Linked DNA regions of Homo sapiens: all the other regions are linked to region 2. Evidence: chromatin contacts called from ENCODE Hi-C or POLR2A ChIA-PET data. All regions are on one chromosome and are shown on one strand. The core of a region is the stretch at or near the end of the contact, and the rest is flanking DNA. Distances in the headings are between cores, read along the strand shown.

Region 1 (3,385 bases), core at 140-2,639, 4.9 Mb after region 2:
AGTGCAGGGTATTATTCAGCCTACCCCAGGCAGGTACATCAGAGATCACAGTGAAGGAGACAGGAATATTGGCTGATTTAAGACCAATCATGTGTTAAATTCTAGAGTCTTTTATTTTCTTTCTTAATCTCATCACTAACAAACACGTGAATTTCTAAACAAATGAATAAACAAGTAATTGTCTGATGGATGTGAGAAATGTCCTCCTTCCCCATATCCCCCTCTTTTAACAACTTGACTCTCTAATTTTTCACAAGACAAAGTATCATTCACTACTCTCTCTGTTCTGTGTTCCCTGTGGAGCAGTGCCTGGACCTTGGCTCTTTCCTTTCCTTGTAGACAAAGCAGCCTGTGGCTTCTTATCATGCTGATTACCCAAATTCACTGCTGTCTTTCCTCCACACCCTCTTCTATTTCCAATATATGAATGCATATTTATAGCATTAATGAAATCAAGCATACGAGGGCACTGAAAGGAAAGGAGATGAGTATCGAAACCCACACTGCAAGTATCAACAGGCAAAAATTAAGAGAACATTTCATCAATTTGAGGCACAAATAAATGTGACCATTCTGCATTTTCAATTTATTTTTTAATGTTGATTCTTGGCCCATGAAAGTACCAATTACAGTTTATACAGAACAGTAATCATCAGCTTCTCATAACAGAAACTCAAAGTTCATGTATTGTTACATACTTTCTTTTTTCTTTTTGCATACAAGTAGAAGCAGCAAGATCTCCAATTTCATTGTGGGGTTTCAGATTCCACAGTGTCTTTTACATTTTATCAATTTCTAAATTCTAACTCTTCTTGATTTTATCTTGTTTAGATGTTACAAATTTTTCTGCCTCAATTTACTCTATATTTATGCCCAAATTCCAAAGCCCATTTTTATTGCCTTTGTCTCTCTCTTTTAAGGTTTTTTTTAGTTTCATTTTATTTTTAATTGACGCATAATAATTGTATATATTTTTGGGGTACAATGTGACGTTTCAATACATGTATACATTGTGTGATGATCAAATCAGGATAATTAGCCCATCTATTACCTCAAAACTTTACTATTTCTTTGTGATGAGAATATTCAAAATTCTCTCTTCTAGCTATTTTGAAATATGCATTATTGTTAACTATACACACCCTACTGCAGAATAGAATACCAGAACTGGTTCTTCCTAGCTATTGTAACTTCATACCTTTTAACTAACGTCTCGCCATGCTCCCCTTCTTAAGATTCTGATTGAAGGGAAGGATGCTAAACTTTCCACGAAAGTGCCTCGCCTAATTCGTGCTGAAGGGAAACTGAAACCTAAGTGCTTCTGAGAGGAGAAAGGAAACCGAAACTCCCGCCGGATGCATAAAAGACTGGCTGCGGTGGCTCAGAGCGCCGAGTCCTAGGCCAGGTCTGGGGTAACCTGGAACTTCCACCTGGGCTCTGCGCTAGGTCTCTGTTTCACTCCCTCCCCGCGGGGCGCGCAGCTCGCGGGTCTTTGGACACCACCGGTCCTGAGTCCGCGGTGAGGAGCCGGGGATGTCCCTTGGGAAGAGCCTGGGGCGGAGCTGTCTAGCGGGAGTTCTAGGTCTTCTTCAACGGACCGGACAGGGAGGTGGCCCAGGAGTGCTGGGCTCGGGGCGCGGGAATCTGGGGAACCTCCTGGGATCGCAAGGCCGTGGCGCACGGGCCCCCTGCTGGCCCGGAAGGCCGGGCGTGGGGAGGGGCGGAGGAAAGGGACAACCGCGAAAGGCCTGAAGTCTGAGACAGAGAGGAGTGCTTAGTTAGGCATTTAAGGAGTCCCCGTCAAAGGTGGGAGCTGGGTAATGGAGGTTGAGGAGAAATTAAGGGACATCATATCTAAGCACAGCCAGTAAAACCTGTACATTGACAGCAGCAAGAAGCTTCCACCTTCAATCCCTGCTCCAGACTTGTAGAATCAGAATCTGCGTTTATTAATAAGATTCCCCCAGGTAATTTCTGTGCACCCTTAAATTTCAGTGGCTTAAGACAATAGAAATTTATTTCCTACTCCAGTAACTTAATTTATTCCTGGTCAAGGGGCAGGTATAGTGGCTTAAAACATTACAAGTTTATTATTTTACAATTGCTGTGGATCAGAAGCCCAGGCATGGGTAAAGTGAGTTCTCTGTTCAGCATCTCATCGAGCTGAAATCAAGGTGTCAGAGCTGTGGCCTCATGGGACACCATGGATGCTCATTCAGGTTGTTGGAAGAATTCAGTTTCTTGCAGCTAAAGGACTGAGGTTACCTGCTTTCTTGCTGGCTGTTGGCTGGGGGTTCCCATGTCTTTAGATTTCACCCTGAGATCTTAGCTACAGTGGCCTTCTCACAACAAGGTGGCTTATACCGTTAAAGAAGGTATAGGGTACCTTTAAAGAAGGTATAAGCCTCTTTGGGGGAATCTCCCGAGTCTACTATGATGAAGTCTTACATAATATAACCGAATCATTAAAGAGACTATGCCATTAAATTCACAGGTCCTGTCCACACTCAAGGGGAGAGGGTTATACCGGGTACTGGAAGCCATTTTAACCCACCAGCTCTTCTCCAGGCAGGGTTTCAGGAGCTTGATGCCTTTCATCAAGTAGCTCCACCATTCTGTTCCAATACAGAATCCATGATTTCCTTTCCCTTCCCTTGCCCCCATTTTTTTCCTCTTTACCTCCCCTTTGCGCCTTTCCTCTTCCCTCCTTTTTTCTCTTTTCCATTTCTCTTCCTCCCTTCTTCTTTTCTTCTTCCTTTTTAAGATTGTTTGAATCAGAATATGGTTCTGACACTACTGTGATTGGAGGATAAGCCTTATAAGGTTCTTGCAATTTCTTTCATCCCCTTTTAATTTATTCGTTTGTAAGATTTGTGGTCTTATGATTGTTTGTTTTTGTATGTGTGTGTCCTGTTGGGTGTGTGTTTATGTGTGTGTGTGTGTATGTGTCCTAATCCCTGTGGTGTCATTTAACATATTTTGCTGGCCTCTAAATTTCTTGTAAATTAATCATTACTACTAGCGTTTTGATCAGATTCAGGTTTTCTTTTTTTTCTTCTTCTTCTTTTTTTTTTTTTTTTTTTGAGACGGAGTCTTGCTCTTTTGCCCAGGCTGGAATGCAGTGGCTTGATCTCAGTTCACTGCAACCTCTGCCTCCCAGGTTCAAGCGATTCTTCTACCTCAGCCTCCCAAGTAGCTGGGATTACAGGTGACTGTCACCATGCCCAGCTAATGTTTGCATTTTTAGTAGAGATGGGGTTTCACCATGTTGGCCAGTCTGGTCTCGAACTCCCGACCTCAGGTGATCTGCCCGCCTTGGCCTCCCAAGTTTTGGGTTTCTTTTTTTTTTGGCTGGGAGAACTACAATACTTCACTGATGGTGTGG
Region 2 (2,914 bases), core at 210-2,709:
CTCGACTCCTCCTGCAGCCCCGCCGCCTCGGCGGTCGTGAGCCCCTCATACCCTCTCCTACCCCCACTGGCAGCCGGCCCAGTTGGCTGTCCCAGCGGGGAGGAGGAAGCAGGTGGTGCAACGGTTCATCCGGGGGGAAGCAGGTCAGGGTCGGGGGCGAGGCCGGTGCGCGCCGCCCGCTGCCGGGTCAGGGAAGCCGCAGTGCCCGCGGTCCCTTCCCCGCGCGGCGCGGCTCCGGGTAACTAATGTTCCGAGGCGCCTGACTAAACCCTCCAAATCCAAGGAATGTCAGCGCTAACACTCGCGCCCTGGGCGGCAGACAAATGCGTCCCAGCGGAGCCGCCGCGAGCTCCGCGCCGCCGCTCCCCTCGGCGTCGGCCTGAGCTAGCCGGCAGCCGGCGCGGGGCGGCCGGGCGCCGACACAAGTTAGTTTTCCGGCCCAAGCAGCCCTGCCGCAGCCAAGGAAGAGGAACTGCTCCTCTTCCCCCGGATAGCGCCCGAGCACTGCCACAGCAGGGGCTTCCCCAGGCGCTGAGGGCTGGGGGCGGCGGGCAGGCGGGGCGGGGACGCCCCTCCGCCATCTCCGGCCAACCGCCCCTCCCTCGCCCAGGGACGCGAGGGGGACCGGCGGTCCGGGCGAGGCCTCGGCCGCGCATCGCACCCCGGCTCCCCGCCGCCGGAGTTGAGGGGGAGGCGCGCTCTCCGTAAGAGCCGGAGGCGGGGCGCCATCGCCCTCCCACTCCCCGGCGGGCGGGCCGGGGGAGCCCGGGGCTGCGAACACCCCCAGACGGGCGGCTGCGGGAGGGGAGGCTGGACCAAGGGGCCTGGTCCACCGGACCAGCGGTGGCGGCATCGGCATCTCGCCTCCTTCAGGCCTGCACGCGCCACAGGCCGCAGCCTGGACCAACCCCGCGTCCCCGGGCCGTGAGCGCTGCGGTCCCGGCCCCCCAGAGCGGGACGCCGGGCGGCCGCAGCCCCCCGGACCCGGCTCTCCGCCCGCTCCGCCCGCAGTCCCGGCGCGGAGAGCGGCCGCCCGAGCCGCTGCCGCGGCAGCGCGGGTGTCGGCGACGGAGCCCGGGGCGGGGAAGAGCGGAGGAAGGGGCGGCGAGGGGGCGGGCCGGCGGCGGCCAGGGAGGTCGGAGTGCGCGGGGCTCGGCACCCCCTCGGCCCGCGCTGCGCCAGCACCACCTGCGGAGCTGCGGTGCCCACGCCGTGCCGCGACCCCGCCGCCCCTGCTCCCTCCACACGCGGGCAAACAAAACAAGTTGCCGGTCGCTGCCGCCGGAGGGGGCCGGGCGGGTCACTCACCCTCATCCTGCTCAGCGGGCTTGGGTCGTCCGGCCGCGGGGTCAGGGAAGACCAGAGGACCACTAGCCCCAGGAAGCTTCCCACCACCAGCAAACTGCGTAAGATGAACCCAATCTTCAGCCTCATCTTCCTCCGGCGGCGAGAGACTCACAGCCCGGCGCAGCCGCCGCCACCGCTCTCCCCTCCCTCCTTCCCCCTCCTCCGGCTCTCCTCCCCCTCTTTCCCCCACCCCTACCGCTACGGCTGCCGCCCTCTCCGCTGCCTGCCCTTTCCAGCTCCAGATCCGGAACTCCCCTCGGCTACACCTTTCCCCGGGCTCTTCCCTCCGCTCCTCCCCGTGGCCCCCTCCCCTCTGGCGGCCACCGCAGAGCTCCGACTGACCCGTGTGCCTCGCTCTGCCAGGCTGCCTTCCTCTCTACCTGCCCCCTTCCAGATCCGCAGTCCCCTGCTCTCCACGCGAGCCCCCTTCACAGTCCCTGCTACCTTGTAACTAACTTGCACTTTTCCCGAGTCCGGTTCTTAGCCTTTGCCCTGCAGCTCAGCTCCTTAAAGCTTTCAGATCCCCAAACTTTTATTGTAATTATGGACAATAACTCCGTCCTTAACGCCTGTGCCCTCCGGGATCCCGTGGCCCGCCGCCCCCTCCGTTGGACCTGGAGTCGCTCTCGTCTGCACCTCTCCCTTAGACCCACTTCCCTGAGCCCCTTGTCGAGAGGCTTTCAGGAAGCCAACCAGGAAGTGGGACTACCGCTGCTGCTGCAGCAGCTCCACGTGGCTGATTTATAGCTGAAGGGTTTTTTTTTTTCCTTCTTATTGATTGTTCTTGCTTTTTCACACGGCTCCTTAAGGTGGTGAATTTGTAACCGAAAGGCCCAGGTGAGATGTGCAAATATCACTGGATTGGAGGAGCTCACTTGGAAAGCCAGTATTCCTCCTGAGCTAATGAAAAGAAAGGCTGTCGTCTTATGCCAAAAGCAATACCAACCTTGTTCACGGGCTGGTAAGTTTCAAATCCAAGGACCACGGATTTCAACTCCACCCTCATTGCGTCCCTCAGATCTGATATTTGCCACTTGATTTCTGCTTTTCAAACGCCTTTTCTGCCTGTGTTACCTAAATTACACAGTAAAGGATATTGGCAAGTGTTTAGCCAAATGCCCCACCCTGAGGAAATAATTTTTCTGCCCATATCTCCCAATAAAGATGTCTATGCCTTTATAGCAGAATGTATGTAATTACATTATCAGTGTACTATATCCTAAACTGCTAATTTAAATTTAAGTCGAACAAAACGTTTTAAGATTTTATCCTAAGTTTTTTGGGGTTTTTTTTCTTTTCTTTTTTTTTTTTTTTTTTTTTTTTTTTTTTTTTTTTTTTTGAGACGGAGTCTCTCACTCTGTCACCCAGGCTGGAGTAGAGTGCAGTGGTGCGATCTTGGCTCACCTCAACCTCCACCTCTCGGGTTCAAGCAATTCTCCTGCCTCAGCCTCCCCCGTAGCTGGGACTACAAGTGCACACCGCCACGCCCAGCTAATTTTTTTTTTTTTTGTATTTTAGTAGAGACGAGGTTTCACGGTGTTGCCCAGGCTGGTCTCGAACTCCTGAG
Region 3 (3,232 bases), core at 733-3,232, 4.3 Mb before region 2:
AAAATTAGCCGGGCATGGTAGTAGGCAGTAGCAATCCCAGCTACTCAGGAGGCTGGGGCAAGAGAATCGCTTGAATGCAGGAGGTGGAGGTTGCAGTGAGCTGAGATTACACCAGTGAACTCCAGCCTGGGCGATAGAGCAAGACTCCATCTCAAAAAATAAATACATACATACATACATACATACAAATATCCATGGAAAAGTTGATATATTGAGACCTTCTATCAGCCATTCCCACTATAGTGTAATTTAGCTGTTTCTCTGACAGGAATTTTTATTTAAGAAGAAAGAATTTGGAGAAATAGACATAGTAGGAGGTAACAGATCAGGCTCTTTCCACCAGAAGAAACACAAATACCTTAAAAAACAGGAAGAGGCTAGAGAGATCAGTGGGGTACTAAGACCAATTTTCCATGTATTGTATTTTACAATTTTTGCTAAAGGCATGTCCTAATTCCTTAAGGCTGCATAAAAATACTCAGCCCAGGAGCTAAGGAAAATTTACTCAGAGGACAATGTATGTTTTTCTGGCTTTCTTACCCTGTTTCACCCAAGTTTCCAGTTTCACCTGCCATTGGGTTATGATTACTCCAGCACAGATGACTTGTTCCTCTTCCAAACCCCATGAAAGGAACTTAGAAAATTTGTCTTTATTATATCTTTTAATTAACACTTCCCCAACGGGATAATGATACTTCTGGGCTATCTTATGTTCTTTAAATTATGTATTTAATTTCCTAGCAATCAATAAGAGCCTTGAAGGTTTTGTAAGTCTCACAACTCCTACCTAGTTTATATTTTTACATTTATTTATTTATTTATTTTTGAGACAGAATCTCACTCTGTTGTCCAGGCTGGAGTGAAGTGGTGCGATCTCGGCTCACCACAATCTCCACCTCCCGGCTTCAAGCAATTCTGCCTCAGCCTCCCAAGTAGTTGGGACTACAGGCATGCACCACCACGCCCGGCTAATTTTTGTATTTTTAGTAGAGACGGGTTTCACTATGTTGGCCAGGCTGGTCTCGAACTCCTGACCTCGTGATCCACCCACCTCAGCATCCCAAAGTGTTGGGATTACAGGCGTGAGCCATCGTGCCCAGCCTAGTTCATATTTTTAAAGTTTGTATAGATTTATAGATGCTTTTAAAAATTATGTGATTATGTGTCTTGCCTTGGCAACCTGGGCAGGCATTCCAGACACCCAAAGGGATTATTAGTTCATGTTCGCACGTCTGCCCAGCAACAAAACTGAGCAGCCTCCACCAAGCACGTAAAATCCCCATTCCTCCTCTTATTCATTTATTTAGCACTTAATAGTGCCAGGCAGGAAGGTAAAAATACATTTAAAAAGGAATGGAGGTAGCCGTCTTGCCCTGGAGGTGCAGGAAGCTGCACTTCAGTGTGCTAGGTAGAGGGTACATAGGCCGTTTCTGTTTTTCTTCCAGCTCAGGGATTTATAATGAGAGGAAGTGCTACAAAAAGCTGTGGTGCGAAAATGACGGACGCTATGAATGGAAAAAAAATCTAAAATCAATCCGGTCCTAAGCAAACACGCTTCACCTACACTCATAACTATTGCAGACCTCCGAGGCCTGGGATCCCCAAGAATATACTGAGTTTGACAAACTTTTCAACTTCAACTTTAAATTAAAAAGACAGTAAAAGAACCAAATCCATAGTACACAGCAATCGGCTAAAGTTCCTGGGGCCCTGCAACCCAGAGTTGAATAATTTTGTATTAAATTCCCAATATCAAGCTAAATCTATTTTAACCACAGGAAAAGCAGCAACTTGTCTGGCTATTTTAAAAATCTGAACAGCACTTAGGAAGAAGCACCTTAGCGCAGGGAACAGCTCAGTGCCCCGTGACACAACTCTCCCGCGGGCCCAGGGACGCCTCGTCTCGCGAGAGTTGAGGGACGCCTGAGCGAACCCCCGAGAGAGCGGGCGTGGGCGCCAGGCGGGCGGGGCACTGGGGATTAATTGTTCGGCGATCGCTGGCTGCCGGGACTTTTCTCGCGCTGGTCTCTTCGGTGGTCAGGGATGGCGCGGAAGTCGAACTTGCCTGTGCTTCTCGTGCCGTTTCTGCTCTGCCAGGCCCTAGTGCGCTGCTCCAGCCCTCTGCCCCTGGTCGTCAACACTTGGCCCTTTAAGAATGCAACCGAAGCAGGTGCGGGTTGGCGGCCTGGGCGGGCGGCTGCGCCGCGAGAGCTTGCGGGTGGGGATGACTAGCCCGCCCCGCTGCAGTCACCCGGCAGGGCGGACGGAAGAGCGCCGGGCTGGGCCGGGCCTCGCGGTCCCGCCCTCTAGGTCTTCCCGAGTCTCCAGCGCCGCTCAGTCTCTTGCAAGTGGCCTTTACTGCATCCTCCCCACCTACCGCTGTTGCATTTTAGGTCCTCCCTTCATGCAGCCCCCAGCGCAATGTATTTTCCACCCTGCTGCTGACCATAGTTATGGCCTTTGTGCTTTAATCAAGTAGCAGCTACGCTTTTCTGCCTGACAGTCTTTTCACGGGCTGTGTACGTCTCCACCTCTCGTTTCTAATCCTTCACTTCTTTGCAATTTTGTAGACGACTAATAGTGTCCCAGCCATAGCCTACTCTTTTCCCATTTACTTTTTTTGCCACGTGTTGTCATACTTTACCTGCCACTTAGAATTCAAGGTTCCAACCTTTGCTGTACATTCACACTATCTGGGGAGCTTCTCAAAAATCATCCTGCCGGGGCCCACCTCCTGTGACTGTGATCTAACTGCTGGAATCAGGGCCACTGTTTTTCTTTAAAAAGCTCCCTAGGTGATTTCGATTTGCAGACAGGGTTGAGAACCACTAAGCTAAGGTATCACCTCTTCCAGGAAGCGTTCCCTGACTTAACTGCCCTCGTGTCCAGAATGAGTTAGGTTCCTGCCTTCTACACCTTGTTAATAGCCTTTACGTACCATTATCTTGGCATTTTCGCATTGTACTATGCTTGTTTCTTTCATTTGCTTAATGACCAGAAGAGTCATTTTCAGACCCCTCCTCCTCCATCTGAGGTTGCTAACGTATTAACTTTCTAGGGCAGAATTGGCTCCAGAATTTGGTGGCAGTGCATACGATTCAGAGAAAATGAAGAAGCAGGCTGTGAGAAAGATATTCCCAGCCATAATGAGACGAAAAGAAATTGCATCAGCCTGGGCGGGGGACAGTTCTGTGTTTAAGTTGCCTGTATTGAAAGAGGGAACTTGCGTAAA

The links. Hi-C counts contacts between places; a loop is a spot of excess contacts on that map. ChIA-PET counts read pairs that join two places held with the same protein, here RNA polymerase II (POLR2A). Pooled maps may share reads with other maps.
Region 1: a pooled map shows a loop between it and region 2 (8-fold over the local background). The contact joins the promoter of DDX60 here to the promoter of GALNT7 in region 2. A Hi-C loop is called at or near these places in 5 of 50 pooled maps.
Region 3: a map of OCI-LY7 shows a loop between it and region 2 (13-fold over the local background). The contact joins the promoter of AGA here to the promoter of GALNT7 in region 2. A Hi-C loop is called at or near these places in 5 of 168 maps with a recorded cell type or tissue (CD8-positive, alpha-beta T cell, OCI-LY7 and naive thymus-derived CD4-positive, alpha-beta T cell) and 14 of 50 pooled maps. POLR2A ChIA-PET finds 5 or more read pairs at or near these places in 1 of 52 experiments (CD4-positive, alpha-beta memory T cell).

Annotation. Positions count from the first base shown.
Region 1 is chr4:168,316,756-168,320,140 of GRCh38, reverse strand. DDX60 (DExD/H-box helicase 60) reads left to right here and starts at 1,389. Exons shown (of 38, transcript NM_017631.6): 1 at 1,389-1,519. RefSeq lists an enhancer at 1,126-1,455.
Region 2 is chr4:173,167,356-173,170,269 of GRCh38, reverse strand. GALNT7 (polypeptide N-acetylgalactosaminyltransferase 7) reads right to left here and starts at 1,459. Exons shown (of 12, transcript NM_017423.3): 1 at 1,309-1,459. The coding sequence starts at 1,434. GALNT7-DT (GALNT7 divergent transcript) reads left to right here and starts at 618. Exons shown (of 7, transcript NR_134242.1): 1 at 618-1,406; 2 at 2,157-2,308. RefSeq lists silencers at 81-1,310, 1,541-1,660, 1,731-1,780 and an enhancer at 2,091-2,190.
Region 3 is chr4:177,441,187-177,444,418 of GRCh38, reverse strand. AGA (aspartylglucosaminidase) reads left to right here and starts at 1,982. Exons shown (of 9, transcript NM_000027.4): 1 at 1,982-2,170. The coding sequence starts at 2,044. It also overlaps a transcript of AGA-DT not described here. RefSeq lists enhancers at 1,317-1,396, 1,487-2,030, 2,857-2,936.